Linked DNA regions of Homo sapiens: region 2 is linked to region 1. The links are chromatin contacts, found by Hi-C or POLR2A ChIA-PET in ENCODE. All regions are on one chromosome and are shown on one strand. The core of a region is the stretch at or near the end of the contact, and the rest is flanking DNA. Distances in the headings are between cores, read along the strand shown.

What was found. A loop is a pair of places that touch in the nucleus more often than their neighbours do. ChIA-PET counts read pairs that join two places held with the same protein, here RNA polymerase II (POLR2A). Pooled maps may share reads with other maps.
Region 2: a map of ascending aorta shows a loop between it and region 1 (4-fold over the local background). The contact joins two enhancer-like sites. A Hi-C loop is called at or near these places in 8 of 168 maps with a recorded cell type or tissue (CD8-positive, alpha-beta T cell, PC-3, aorta and 5 more), 6 of 37 single-sample maps with no recorded cell type and 18 of 50 pooled maps. POLR2A ChIA-PET finds 5 or more read pairs at or near these places in 13 of 52 experiments (A673, CD4-positive, alpha-beta T cell, CD4-positive, alpha-beta memory T cell and 8 more).

The regions. Positions count from the first base shown.
Region 1 is chr10:3,849,945-3,856,174 of GRCh38, reverse strand. No RefSeq gene overlaps it. Among named protein-coding and RNA genes, the nearest start is that of LINC02639, 19 kb to the right of the region's middle. RefSeq lists enhancers at 2,744-3,943, 4,652-5,008. Within about 2 kb of position 3,679, at least 37 of the 41 ENCODE cell types and tissues checked have a DNase peak (open chromatin) inside an H3K27ac peak, as active enhancers do; they include CD4-positive, alpha-beta T cell, CD8-positive, alpha-beta T cell, ascending aorta and 2 more, where a contact is called at or near this core.
Region 2 is chr10:3,931,347-3,937,576 of GRCh38, reverse strand. LINC02660 (long intergenic non-protein coding RNA 2660) reads right to left here. Exons shown (of 3, transcript NR_183984.1): 2 at 4,605-4,921; 3 at 1,765-1,898. Among named protein-coding and RNA genes, the nearest start is that of LINC02660, 22 kb to the right of the region's middle. RefSeq lists enhancers at 2,054-2,103, 2,124-2,173, 2,214-2,403. Within about 2 kb of position 2,341, at least 27 of the 41 ENCODE cell types and tissues checked have a DNase peak (open chromatin) inside an H3K27ac peak, as active enhancers do; they include CD4-positive, alpha-beta T cell, CD8-positive, alpha-beta T cell, ascending aorta and 2 more, where a contact is called at or near this core.

The DNA of each region.
Region 1 (6,230 bases), core at 2,430-4,929:
TTGACCTCCTGGGGGCAAGAGATCCTCCCACCTCAACCTCCCCAGCAGCAGGGGTCACAGGTGAGCACCACTGTACCTAGCTAACTTTTTAAAATTTTTAATTTTGTGGAGACGGGGTCTTGCTATGTGGCCCATAGGCAGGTTGCAAACTCCTGACCTCAAGTGATCCTCCCACCTTGACCTCCCCAAGTGCTAGGATTACAGGCATGAGCTACCTCACCAGGCTGAGAACAAGCTCTTGAACCTCAAGTGTGAGGCTCGAGGGAAAGTGAATACCATCAACACGTTAACCAAAAGGTGAGGCCTTGTTTGGGCAGTTACAGCTCACCTGCCTACCTCCGTCCTCTCGCATGGGGAAGCTATGCTGGCCTCATGATGGTGTTTGTCAGATCATATTGAGATTTTCTATGCCGAGAAAGCTGTGAATGTCTACGGTTAAGGCATGGATTGCAAATCCAAGTGCTATGGACTAAATGTTTGTCCCCAACCCCCGTGGGCCAAAGGCATATGCCGAAGCCCTAACTCCTGAGGTGATGTATTAGGAGGTTCAGGCTTTGGTAGGGGGAAGGTTTAGATGAGGTCAGGAGAATGGCAGCCTTGAGATGGGATTCTAGAGGAACCGCAGGAGGCTTTGCTTCCTCTCTCTGCGCCCCGTGAGAACACAGTGGGAAAGCAGCCATCCCCAAGCCAGGAGCAGAGTCCTCACCCAAAACCCACCACACTGGTACCCTGTTCTCAGATTTCCAGTTTCAGAAGTGGGAGAAACAACTGTCTGTTGTTTAAGCCACCTGTCTCAGGTATTTTGTTATAACAGCCCAAACCGATTAAGACACTAAGACCCAGGAGACTGGGTTCTGACTTGCTAGTCTCTGGCTGTGTGAATCTGGTCAAATCACCCTAGTTCACCAGCTCATATAGCTTTTCTCATCTGTTAAAGAATAGACTCTCTTTATCAGAAGGTTGCTACGAGAACTCAAGGCAATGATGCTAGAAGTTGTGTAGCACACTGCTCAGCAGGTCATAAATGGCAGTTGTAGTTATCAGCCTCTCCGACTTTAAATGTAGGTGGCTCTGGAGAAAAAGAAGCCTCAGCATCAGCACCACACAGATCATCTGAGTCCTAGAGCCCAACCAGCCTTGGAGGCCACATGGTACGAAACAGCAGCCAGACACCAAGGTACTTGGTACCAAGACAATACTCCTGATCTCCATCATGAACCAATCTATGCCTTATGGGTGAGCTCCCATGAACCCGAGGAGGAACCACGGATGTGAGCTGGCTCGTGCACCTTGTCCATTCCCTGCCTGAGAGGCCTCTTCTGAGTGCCCAGGTGAGGCTGCACAAGCCTCTGGGGTACTTCCTTCACATTCCTTTCCCTTTTCAATATCTACAGGCATTTATGCTCCAGGCATCTGTAATCCCAATGCTTTGGGTGGCTGAGGCAGGAGGATCACTTGAGGCTAGGAGTTTGAGACCACCCTGGGCAACATAGTGAGAACTTGTCTCTACTAAAAAAAAAAAAAAAAAATGTAGCTGGGAGTGGTGGTGTGCACCTTTAGTCCCAGCTATCTGGGAGGCTGAGACAAGAGAATCGCTTGAGCCTGGGAGGTCAATGCTGCAGTAAGCCGTGATTCCACCACTGCACTCCAACCTAGGTGACAGAGTGAGATCCTATCTATGTCAAAACAAAGCCAAAAAGCCTTTATACATCTCTTGGTTTTCAAATGAACGCTTATATAAAAGCCTGCTGTATAAAGCAGATCTAAGTAGACCTGCCCAGTTTATGCACAGATCAGTGAGGGACAGAGCGGGGAACCGGGTGGCTGGGAGGAAAACATGGGCACGTGCACCTTCAGTCCTAGCTGCTGTCCGGGCTGGTGAAGGATAAGGCGAGGCTGAGACTCTCAGACTCCGAATACAAACAGTATCATCCGGTTTCTGATTTGTTAGGGTGAAAAGGGAGAAATACAATGTGACCAGTCTATTCTGGGCCCACAATGTATTAGCAATTACCTCCCAACCACCACCCTGCAACATAGTATTCAGATTAAATTTCCCTGGGAGAACAGACTGCAAGGCATGGAAAGCACCTTTTACAAAATTAGGGACCTGTGGATTTCCAGAAGCTAAAAATGATAACGGGCTTTTATTAGGAACCCAACAGGGGGCCATAACCACTCCTAAAAAACCTTATTAGATGCAGCCCACACAGGCATTCTGCAAGGAGATCTCCGTCCCCAGGGCATATTCCTTTCCCAGGAGTGGAGTGGACGGTGCTAGGACCCAACAGCACACATGTGCAAAGTGTTTGGCCAGTGTTCTGGAACGCAGCCTGTGGCTCTTCAATAAAACTTTCCTCAGAGCAAACAAGCAGGCTCTAGAGGTAATCACACATAGTCTCTTATTCCCATTAGCAACCCCAAACAAGCAAGTGGCCTTACCCAAATAGTAGAGAAGCCTAGGTTATTTTTAAATCTGCTCAGTTGAGTGTGTTTCAGAATTTGTGATTTCCTAACAACAAAAAGCTTGGTACCACTGTTGAAATGACAGGAGAATTCCGAAGCAGGCGGAGCAAGGAGAGAGAGAGGCAACCTAGGGCAAGGCTCGCATTACAGATGAAGGCAAAGAAGGAAGCCCTATGTAGAGGAGACTCTTTCTGTCTTTGGAAAGTCTGATGAAAATCGGGTCTAGAAAACCAGCTATGACTTTGGAGATGAACAGAGGAATGCATTAGGCGGCTTTTCTCTCAACGTATTTGGCTTCCTGTATATTTAAAAATAAATGTCTTCCAAACTAGCTTCGAGGACTGCATCCACGAAAGCAGCCTGGCTGCAAAGCCCAGGAGGTCGCAGCAAGTCAGGGAGGTGGAGGCCTCTTGGTTTTCCATCATATTTCTCTGGAGGCTTCAGGTGCTCCAGGAGGGCACCGCCTGCTGAGTCGGTTCAAGTCAACACGACACAGCTGGAAACCCCACAGCCTGGGCAGTTGAGCCGCCGCTGTGTGGTGGGAACACTGCACCCCCTCTGAGCTCCCGCCACCCAGCCTTCCCAAGCCACGCTGCCACCCTCCTGCAGACCTGGGTGAAGAGGGGCAAGAGGCTGTCCTACAGAGATGCTGAGGGTGACAGCTGCAGAATCACCAAACCTTGCTTGGCTGAAAACAAACGTGAATTCCACATTTTAATAAAACAGAAATTTTAATCTTCTGGACACCTGATGATACAAGTCAACCTATTTCTTCTGAATCGCATCTGAAACCAGGAGTTATCACATATTTCAAGATAAAACCGGACCGGGCTTTAAATGTATGATATTATTTCATAATAAAATTTACTTTTTAATATACCTAATAACTGAAAACCTAATGCTACAGTCCGCCATGCTTTAAAGAGACTCACGTAATGACCTGAAGGAAAATTTCCCTCTGAGATAGTCATTTCTTGGACAACTCCTTTCATCTGTAAAGGAGGAAATGAGTCAGCTTTACTAAGCGTTATCTCATGATTGGTGTTTTGTTATTCAGTAGGCAGAGAACACATTTTGTTACCTATAAAGCCTGTTATTACCAAGGGTACAGGTCACTACTGAAACCTCCTCTTCAAACAACTACAGGTACTGTTGTCAAAGATCTTAACAGACTCTGATTGGAAAAGCGCCTGGCTGGTCACAGGACTGCATGACTCACCGCTCTGTTCAGCATTAGCTAAACACAAAGCTGAAAGAACAGAATCAGCTTCATGATGTCATTTCTTCTCTATGTGTCTTTAACATCGCTGAGATATGTTAGAGGTTGTTGAGTAATACACGAAGCTTTCAAATAAGAAGAATGTGTCTGAGATACTTAGAGTAAGAACACATTTCAGGGTTATGTTTGAATATAAACATAATACATGCTCCAGGAATTCAGGGTTTGTGTTATTTGTTGATACAAAGTGTTCCGCAAGGTTTTAGAGCATATACACTAATCACCTAGGTTGGTTAAAGTTTAACTCAACTGAAATATTTTGGACTTAAAGAACCACTTAAGATATCAAGTTCTCAGAACTGATTGAAAAGAAAGAGCTCTCATCTACAGTTACCTGAAACATACCAAAAATTTCCCTGCAAAGATCATAAATGTTTCAGAATCAAGGAGAAATATGAATACTGTTTCCATATAGGTGGTGGGATACATTAGTACCTTTCTCTCTTCTTTCTATTCTTTACATATATTTAAGGAGCAGCCATTGCTTTTCTAGTTTAAAAAAAAAGTAGAAAAAAAAGTTTTTCGTTTTTCTCAGTTAGCTCTCTATGGTGAAAAACTCAAAAGCCAAAATGATGGACTCAGTAAGTTGACAGCCACCTTAAATCTGTGTTGACACCTTTCTTTGTAATGTCAGCAAAACTGTGTGACTGAAGATGAGATCACTGTTTACCTAGCTCTGCTATTGGTCTGAAACGAGCAAGTGTGAAAGAAATTCCCATATTTATCTGTTGGTGTAACCCTTGCAGCAATCTCTCCTAAGAAGTTGAATCACTCATTTTGGTAAGACCCAGCCAAAGATGAAGAAAGTATATTTAATCCAGCTGATGAGACGACTTACTTGGGCCAGATTTAGTTGGAAAGTTGCATGCTGGGGCAGGGTAGGGAGTGTTTCATTTGGGAAACGTTTGGTATCATGTGAAAAAGTTATGTTTCTTTCAAATTGAGCAAATCACTATTTAACTTCCTTTTTCCAGCCTTGCCTGTTTGCTTCTGGGAGGCCTTAAGAAAATATAGAAGATGTGTCAGACTCAAAAGAGGAAGTTAAGAGTCTGAAATGAGATGCCACATTCCCCTTCCTTACTCCTAAGTAATATAGCTTGTTTGTTAAGAAACTTGCTTCTATACACATTGTCCAACTTGTTCTGTGAAAGTTGTAGCGTTCAAATAATGGGTAATTTGTCACTAAGTTGTACTTTCATGGAAATATCACTTGAGCAATAACTTTCTAATCTTTTTTTTTTGGAGACAGGATCTCACTCTGTCACCCGGACTGGAGTACAGCGGCACCATCTTGGCTTACTGCAGCCGTGACCTTCTGGGCTCTGGCAATACTCCCACCTCAGCCTCCCTAGGAGCTGGGGCTACAGGCACATGCCACCACGCCCAGCTAATTTTTGTAGAGATGGGGTCTCACCAACTTTCCAGGGCTGATCTGGAACTTCTGAGCTCAAGTGATCCACCCACCCTGGCCTCCCAAAGTGCTGGTATTACAGGCATCAGCCACCACGCCCCGCCAAGCAAGAACTTTTGCCCTCTCAGTCCTCCACGATCAGACGGAGTTCTGAGTCACTTTTATGCCCCCTTCACACAACTTCACGCCGACTGTTTTTCCTCGAGATACAGCCTCTGCTCCGTGCCCTGACTCAATGCCAGCTCCTAACTTGCAGTTGTGTTCCTTGCTGTGACATCCTATATGCTGAATGTCCATGGAGAAGTGTGGCTCACTTTAACCCGACTAATTTCTAAAAAATAAGTCATCACAACCAAAGATGGGCATCATGTTAAAAGACAGCTTTCAACACAATCCATGTAGCCCTGAGGGTAATACAAGGTACACCAGGTACCAGGTATACCAGGTGTTTCCCATGTGTGCTTCCAGACAGATTCCAACAGTCAGTCATGACCAGACAAATATGTTTCCGATAAGGACATAGGCTTGAGATCACTCTGAAAAGCAAGGAAAGTTGTACCACAGCATGTTTATATCAACTGATCTTGGACTTGGGACAGTTTAAAAGAGATGAAAACAACAGAGTAACTTCATTTTTTCTTGCAACTCATTCAAAATGTATGAATTTTGCAACTTTTTTTTTTTTTTTTTTTTGAGACGGAGTCTCACTCTGTCGCCCAGGTTGGAGTGCAGCGGTCTTATCTCGGCTCACTGCAAGCTCCGCCTCCCGGTTGACATCATTCTCCTGCCTCAGCCTCCCAAGTAGCAGGGACTACAGGCACCTGCCACCATGCCTGGCTAATTTTTTTGTATTTTTAGTAGAGTTGGGGTTTCACCATGTTAGCCAGGATGGTCTGCAGAATTATTTTTATGCAGAATTTTATATAGGCTACAAAAGGCCTTCGCAGGATTAGAGGCATTCCTCCTCTCTAGCTGCCCAATCAGTCTTGGTCACCCCAGCCCCTCTCTCTGCTGCCCCCCACTTCACCCCGTCAATGGCGAGTCCCTTTCTTACTCCTCCAAGGTCCACTGTGT
Region 2 (6,230 bases), core at 1,092-3,591, 83 kb before region 1:
GGAGATAAGAAAGGGTTTTCCTGCTGAGGGGGCCTCTAGAAGCCCTAAGCCAGGATCAGCTTGGAATGTTCCAGAAACAGAAAGGATGTCAGTGTCCCTTGAGAGCTCAATTGGGGAGTGGAGAGAGATAGATGAGTTTATAGACAAAAGGCTTCACACCTGCCTTCTCGGGGGTCCAGGGGGGATCTTGAGGGTCCAGGAAGAAGTGTGTGGCTTACTTGAAGAAAATGGGAAGCTGTGGAGGGTTATAAATGGGAGGGATATAATTTTTTTAGGTTTTGCAAAGGACACACTGGATGCAACATATTAGGAGAGAAGAGGTTGACATGGATGGACATTTTTGAACTGATGTTAAAATAAAACATTTGATTCCTTTTTCTGTACCTTTATGAATGCAGATGAACATACCCATTGTATGAGTCCATTCTCATATTGCTATAAAAAAATACCTGGGACTGGGTAATTTATAAAGAAAAAGGTTTGATTGGCTCACGGTTCCACAGGCTGTACAAGAAGCACAGTGGCTTCTGCTTCTGGGGAGGCCTCAGGAAACTTACAATCATGGCAGAAGGCAAAGGAGAGGCTGGCACATCTTACATGGTTGGAGCAGGAGGAAGAGAGAGCAACGCGGGAGGTGCCACACATTTTTAAACAACCAGATCTCACAAGAACTCACGACGGGGATGACAGCACCCAGGAGGATGGTGTTAAACCATGAGAAGCCACCCCCACAAGAACTCACATAGGGACGACAGCACCCAGGAGGATGGTGTCAGACCATGAGAAGCCAACCCCACAAGAACTCACGATAGGGATGACAGCACCCAGGAGGATGGTGTGAGACCATAAGGAGCCACCTCCATGGCCCTGTCACCTCCCACCAGGCCCACCTCCAGCATTGGGGATTACCTTTCAACATGAGATTTGGGTGGGGACACAGAGCCCAACCATATCACCCCCTCCTGTCTTGAAATGCCAGGGCTCCCTCCCCAGCCCCACCTGAAGGCAAAGTTCTAGAACCACCCTGAGACAATGAGCCAGTTGCTTCAAATTGAGCATGAAACCACTCAGCGTCCAGAGCAAAGGAAATACATAAAGTGCCTAAATTGGCCTAATGGGATCTTAGTAATCAAATATATCATCATCTGTACATTTTCCATATTACGGTGGGAACACTTTGTAGCCAGCCTAGCTCCCCTCCTGTTCCTGTTAGAATTTTGTTCTTAGAATAAATTTACATCCGTCCCCTGGTGCCAGGGTTCAGGCTGTGTTGCACTTTTCATTATAAGCCATGTTTACCGAAGGTTTACAACTTGGCTGTAAAAACCGGTTGGCACCGAAACTGGAAACTTGGCATGAACAAATTGGCATAAACATTGGCCGGAAGCAGTTTTTCTATCTAAATCTGAGAAAAACAGACTAGGTCATTTTCAAGTTATTTGTGTTATTCATGCATAAATAAAATGAAGCTTGACAGCTTCAAACAGTTGTTTGCTTTTGCGCTCTTCAAAAATAGATTGGATCCAAGAAAAGTAACATTTGGTAAACAAATACTCCATGACGGACTGTAGAAAAAACGAAAGGAAAAAAGAGTGGAGTGCAGTACATTAAATAGAAAGGGAAGATGGAAGCGTTTCAAAAGTCACTTTGTGTCAGAAAGTGGAGTCAGGAAAGGTATTATTAGGTGATTATGTGGTTTCTAGAGGCAAATTTAGAGATTCCTCTGGACTCTAAATTAATAGTGTAAACAAGCAGAGAGCAAGCTTTCAAATAACATAATTTATTTTTTTGAGATCTGAAGCACATCTAAACAACACAAGCTAACTAAATAGATGATGTTCAGGCAAGGAAGAACCAAGTGATTTCTAAATATGTTTTCTAACAGCAGTAGGCTTGGCCTGTAAAACAAACAAACAAAAAGTTTAAAAACTGGGGGAAGAAAAAAACAAAATATAAATGATATAGTAAAACATCTTGGTTGAAAACAATAGCATCAATGTCTGATCTTTCCGCTCATCTATGTATCGAATTAAGTTTAGAAATGCAATTTGTGGGTTTTGAATTCCAGCAGCCAGTAGCAGCTCTCTAAAGAGGGAAAGTGATGGTGCCGACCGCTCCCCAAAGAATGCCTTTTTGGCAAATTTAAAAGTCAGCCTTGACGTCAAGTGACTCCTGAGAAGGCTCCGCATTGAGTTCTGTGAAGCGTGGGCAGATCGGACTTTCACTCTCAAAACTCTGTCGGGGGATGACTACAGACACAGTTTAGGGCAAAATAAAACCAAGCCAATTCAAACAGAAAGTAAAAATAAGTCAGAGAGGAAAGAATGTGGAGGATGGACCAGGCCTGCTGGGGCCCGCGCTCTGTAACAAGCGCCCCTTGGGGAAGGAGTTGTCTCACAGGCTTGCTTTTTATTGATGTTCCTTCCTAACGGTTGTTAGCAGCAGTTAAATCCATATGGTTGTTCTTGGCAAAATGGATCTTGTCCTCTATTTGTAAAGTCTTGTTTCACCAAACTATAGGCAGAGTAATAGAATTCTATCATTGGAAGTGGAAGAATTTTCCACCTGGGGATTTCACCTGAATGGCACCTTTGGCCATTACCTGGCTCTTAGGATCAGCATGGTTCCATCCACGTGGTAATTCAAGCTAACAATTATCTTGGGACACATCTCAAAACTATTAACTCCCCAGAATGATCCACAGTGTTGATTCTCGGGTGGATGCTCCCAGTGTTTCCTCCTTCAGAGAAAGCTATGAAATCACTTGTTCACCCTAATATCAAGATTGTTCCAGCTGGTTGCAGTGGCTCACGCCTGTAATCCCAGCACTTTGGGAGGCTGAGGTGGGCGGATCACATGAGGCCAGGAGTTCGAGAGTAGCCTGGGCAACATGGCGAAACCTGGTCTCTACTAAAAATACAAAAATTAGCTCAGCATGGTGGTGCCTGCCTGTAATCCCAGCTGCTCAGGAGGCTGTGACAGGAGAATCGCTTGAACCCAGGAGGCAGAGGTCAAAGTGAGCCGAGATCGCGCCAGCCTGGATGACAGAGCAAGACCCTGTTTCAAAAAAAGAAAAAAAAGAAAAGATTGTTCCGATAGCAACTATAGCAATGCCATGTCATTGAGGATTCCAACTTGTCATGTGCTTCCTGGATAGGGTTTTACACCCTAGAGAGTTCTCTTCCACATTGAGAAGTATGAATAAACACATGCAATGACTCCATTGACACTATTCTTTAGAGATGAAGAAATTAAAGACCTAGGGCACACTATCGGGGTTCCACAGACCAGAGACAAAACAACTCAGCAATTAACAGGCCTCACAGAAACGAGTTTGGGAACCCCTCAGCATTTCTGCAGAATTTGCAGTTATTTCTAAGTATATTCCCTCCAGGTGCACGGTTAGCTAATCTTACCAGTCCCATAGATTCCTTGAGGGACTGGTTTACATCTTATTTTTGTATTCAGTTCCTAACACGGTGCCTGACACTCCAGGGCTTCAGCAAAATACTGATGCTATGATATGGGTAAGCGTTTCTATCTATAAATAGAGAGAGAGAGAGAGAGAGAGGTGTTTTGGTTTTGTTTTCTTTTAACAGACTGGGGAAGAAAAATGTTTGGAGGCTAAAATAAAATTTGCACCAATCAGCGTAAATGAGTGAGTTGTCTGGAAATGCCACATTGTAGATCTGAAATGCCATTATCTACAGGGAGCAGGTGCCCTCAATTGGGGACTTGATACAGTTTGGCCGTGTCCTCACCCAAATATCATCTTGAATTGTAGCTCCCATAATTCCCATGTGTTTTGAGAAGGACCTGTTGGGAGATAATTAAGTGATGGGGCCAGTTTCCCCCATAATGTTTTTGTTTGGACACTATGATCAGAGAGAACTGATGACTTCTACAACAGTCTGCTCTTCAGCTCAATATTCCACCACCAACAGACCTTGGGTTTTGGGGAGTTAATGGGGCACTCAGATGATTGCTGATGGAAACTCCAGGGGAAGTAAGGGTGGGGAAGAAGTGTAGCTTGTAAAAGATTTCCCATCTTTTAGTCCTAAACTTTCAACTGGGGGAAGAATATTACATTTTAAATCCAACCCACAGAAAGGAAAATTCATCAAAATCTCCAAGCCGAATGGGATCTGCGACCCTTTCCATGAAGACTGATCAGATAGGCCTGGCGCAGCTTTCTGCTCTGCTCCCAAGAGCTGTGCAATGTGTGGTCCTTGGGCCATTCCTGCTGCATAAATGTGCATTCTTTGTATTGGAACCCAGAGTGTAGGAACTAGTCGCTTTGACAGAGAATGAGGCTGGCCCTGCATCCATGTTAGACATTGCTATCCTTTTCTTAAGGTTTCTTCATTGTTACATAGTACATCTTGGGAAAGGAAACAGAAAGCTAACTGCAGTGTTAATTCTTGGAACTGGCATGAAAACGAAGAGGAGAAGTGACACAGCGAAAGAGCTTACGTTTGGGAATCAAAGACCTGGATTCATTTTCTACCTCTGTACTTGCAGGATTTGTGCAAGATTTTGACCAATTACTTAACGCATCTGAGCCCCAAGGATCCTGACCATAAAATGAGGCTACTTCTTCCTACCTCTGGACAATGTACGGATTGGCTGGGGGGCAGAAGAAATTGCCCTGGATGTCCTCTTTCCTTTCTGGTGCCTATCTTCCCCACCAGCAAACTCGGCGGCCTGGACCTCCAAATGTATCCTGACTCCGAGCTGGGTGATTTCTTTTTCTTCCGAGCCACAACCATCTCCATTCTGGACGGCATCCATGTGCTCCGAAAGCTCTCCTGCTTCCTCTCAGACTTCCCAACCATCTCTTCCCCAGGGCACCCGTGGGATCCAACGGCATGAACCTCATCACCTTATGCCTACTGAAGGCCCTGCTTGTCTTCCTAATGCTCTGCAGACAAAAGAACCCATGAACACCCAAGCAGAGGCTGGGCCCTGCCCGGTTCTGGCCTCCCTCACCCCTCCCCTCTGCCCATGCCCCCCCACCCTCCCCTCTGCCCATGCCCCCCCACCCCTCCCCTCTGCCCATGCCCCCCGTCACCCCTCCCCTCTGCCCATGCCCTGCCCATCCTGACCTTACGCCTTCAACTGCCCTGAAACACACCAGGTGCCCTCTGGCCCCCTCTGGCGCCAGCTTCCCCTGCCCCCAGCCCTTGCCACAGGCCTCCCATGCCTGGCGCTCCCAATGTTTACTTCTCATGTAGAATTTCTCCTCCTTGGAGACGTGAGATTGAGTCTTAATCTTTCAAACCAAAGGAGCCTCCACACCTCTCTCCCCACCAAATGCTTTATCCATTTCCTTTGTATCACTCACCTGAATTCTGTTTGTATTTGTCAGTGCCCCCAGAATGAAAGTGCAGGGCCCTACATGAGCCCAGAAGCTGCTCTTCCCCGAAAGTCTGGGAGAGAAGAGGCTCCTGGAGGTTTGTGAAGCCCACCTGCATGGCAGGTGTGACAGCCGGCAGGGCCCCTCCTGCACCCCGTCCCTGTGCCCCGCCTGGTGCCATGAAACCACTGGACAACTATGAGACGATTGAGCTCGTTATTATAAAATCATCACGTTTTTCTACTATAAACTTATAGTAATATTCCAGTTTAGACAGAATGAAGAGCATCCAGAGGAACTGAACAATGAGCTCCTGAGATGGACCGTGATTCCTGCGTGTGGCTTGGGTGTCGCATGGCAAGATGTGCACACGAGCAAGCGACGGTGAATTGTGAACGCTTCTGGCAAGTGCTCTGGCTGGACTGTATTTTCAGAGCTTTGTAAATCACCTAATTCCTTTTGCATAAGAACATTAATGATGCGAGGAGGCCAGTTACATTTTCAGTTATACTTTGTTGCATTTTAGAGGGAAATTATCTATCATGGTTAAATTTGCAAAGCTGGGTATTGCCAAAGGTCATGGGGATTTGTGCCCCACAGCAGGAAAGGCACACAGTAGAGCCAGCTCTTTACTGCCTGTCTGAAGGGTGACTTGGTCTGTTACCTGGTTTTGGTGGCATCCCCAGGTTCACAGCCAGTCTGCCTCACTTCCCCTTACTGGGTGCGTGGCCTGTGGACAGAGGGTGAAGACACAGATGTGGAAGTGATGGAATCTCAGCCTCGAGACACCCTGCACCAATGCCGGACAGGATGAGAGAGTTGTAGGCAGGAACGAGTCCAGCCAGGGCTGCGGGAATGACTCTCAGGATGTGAC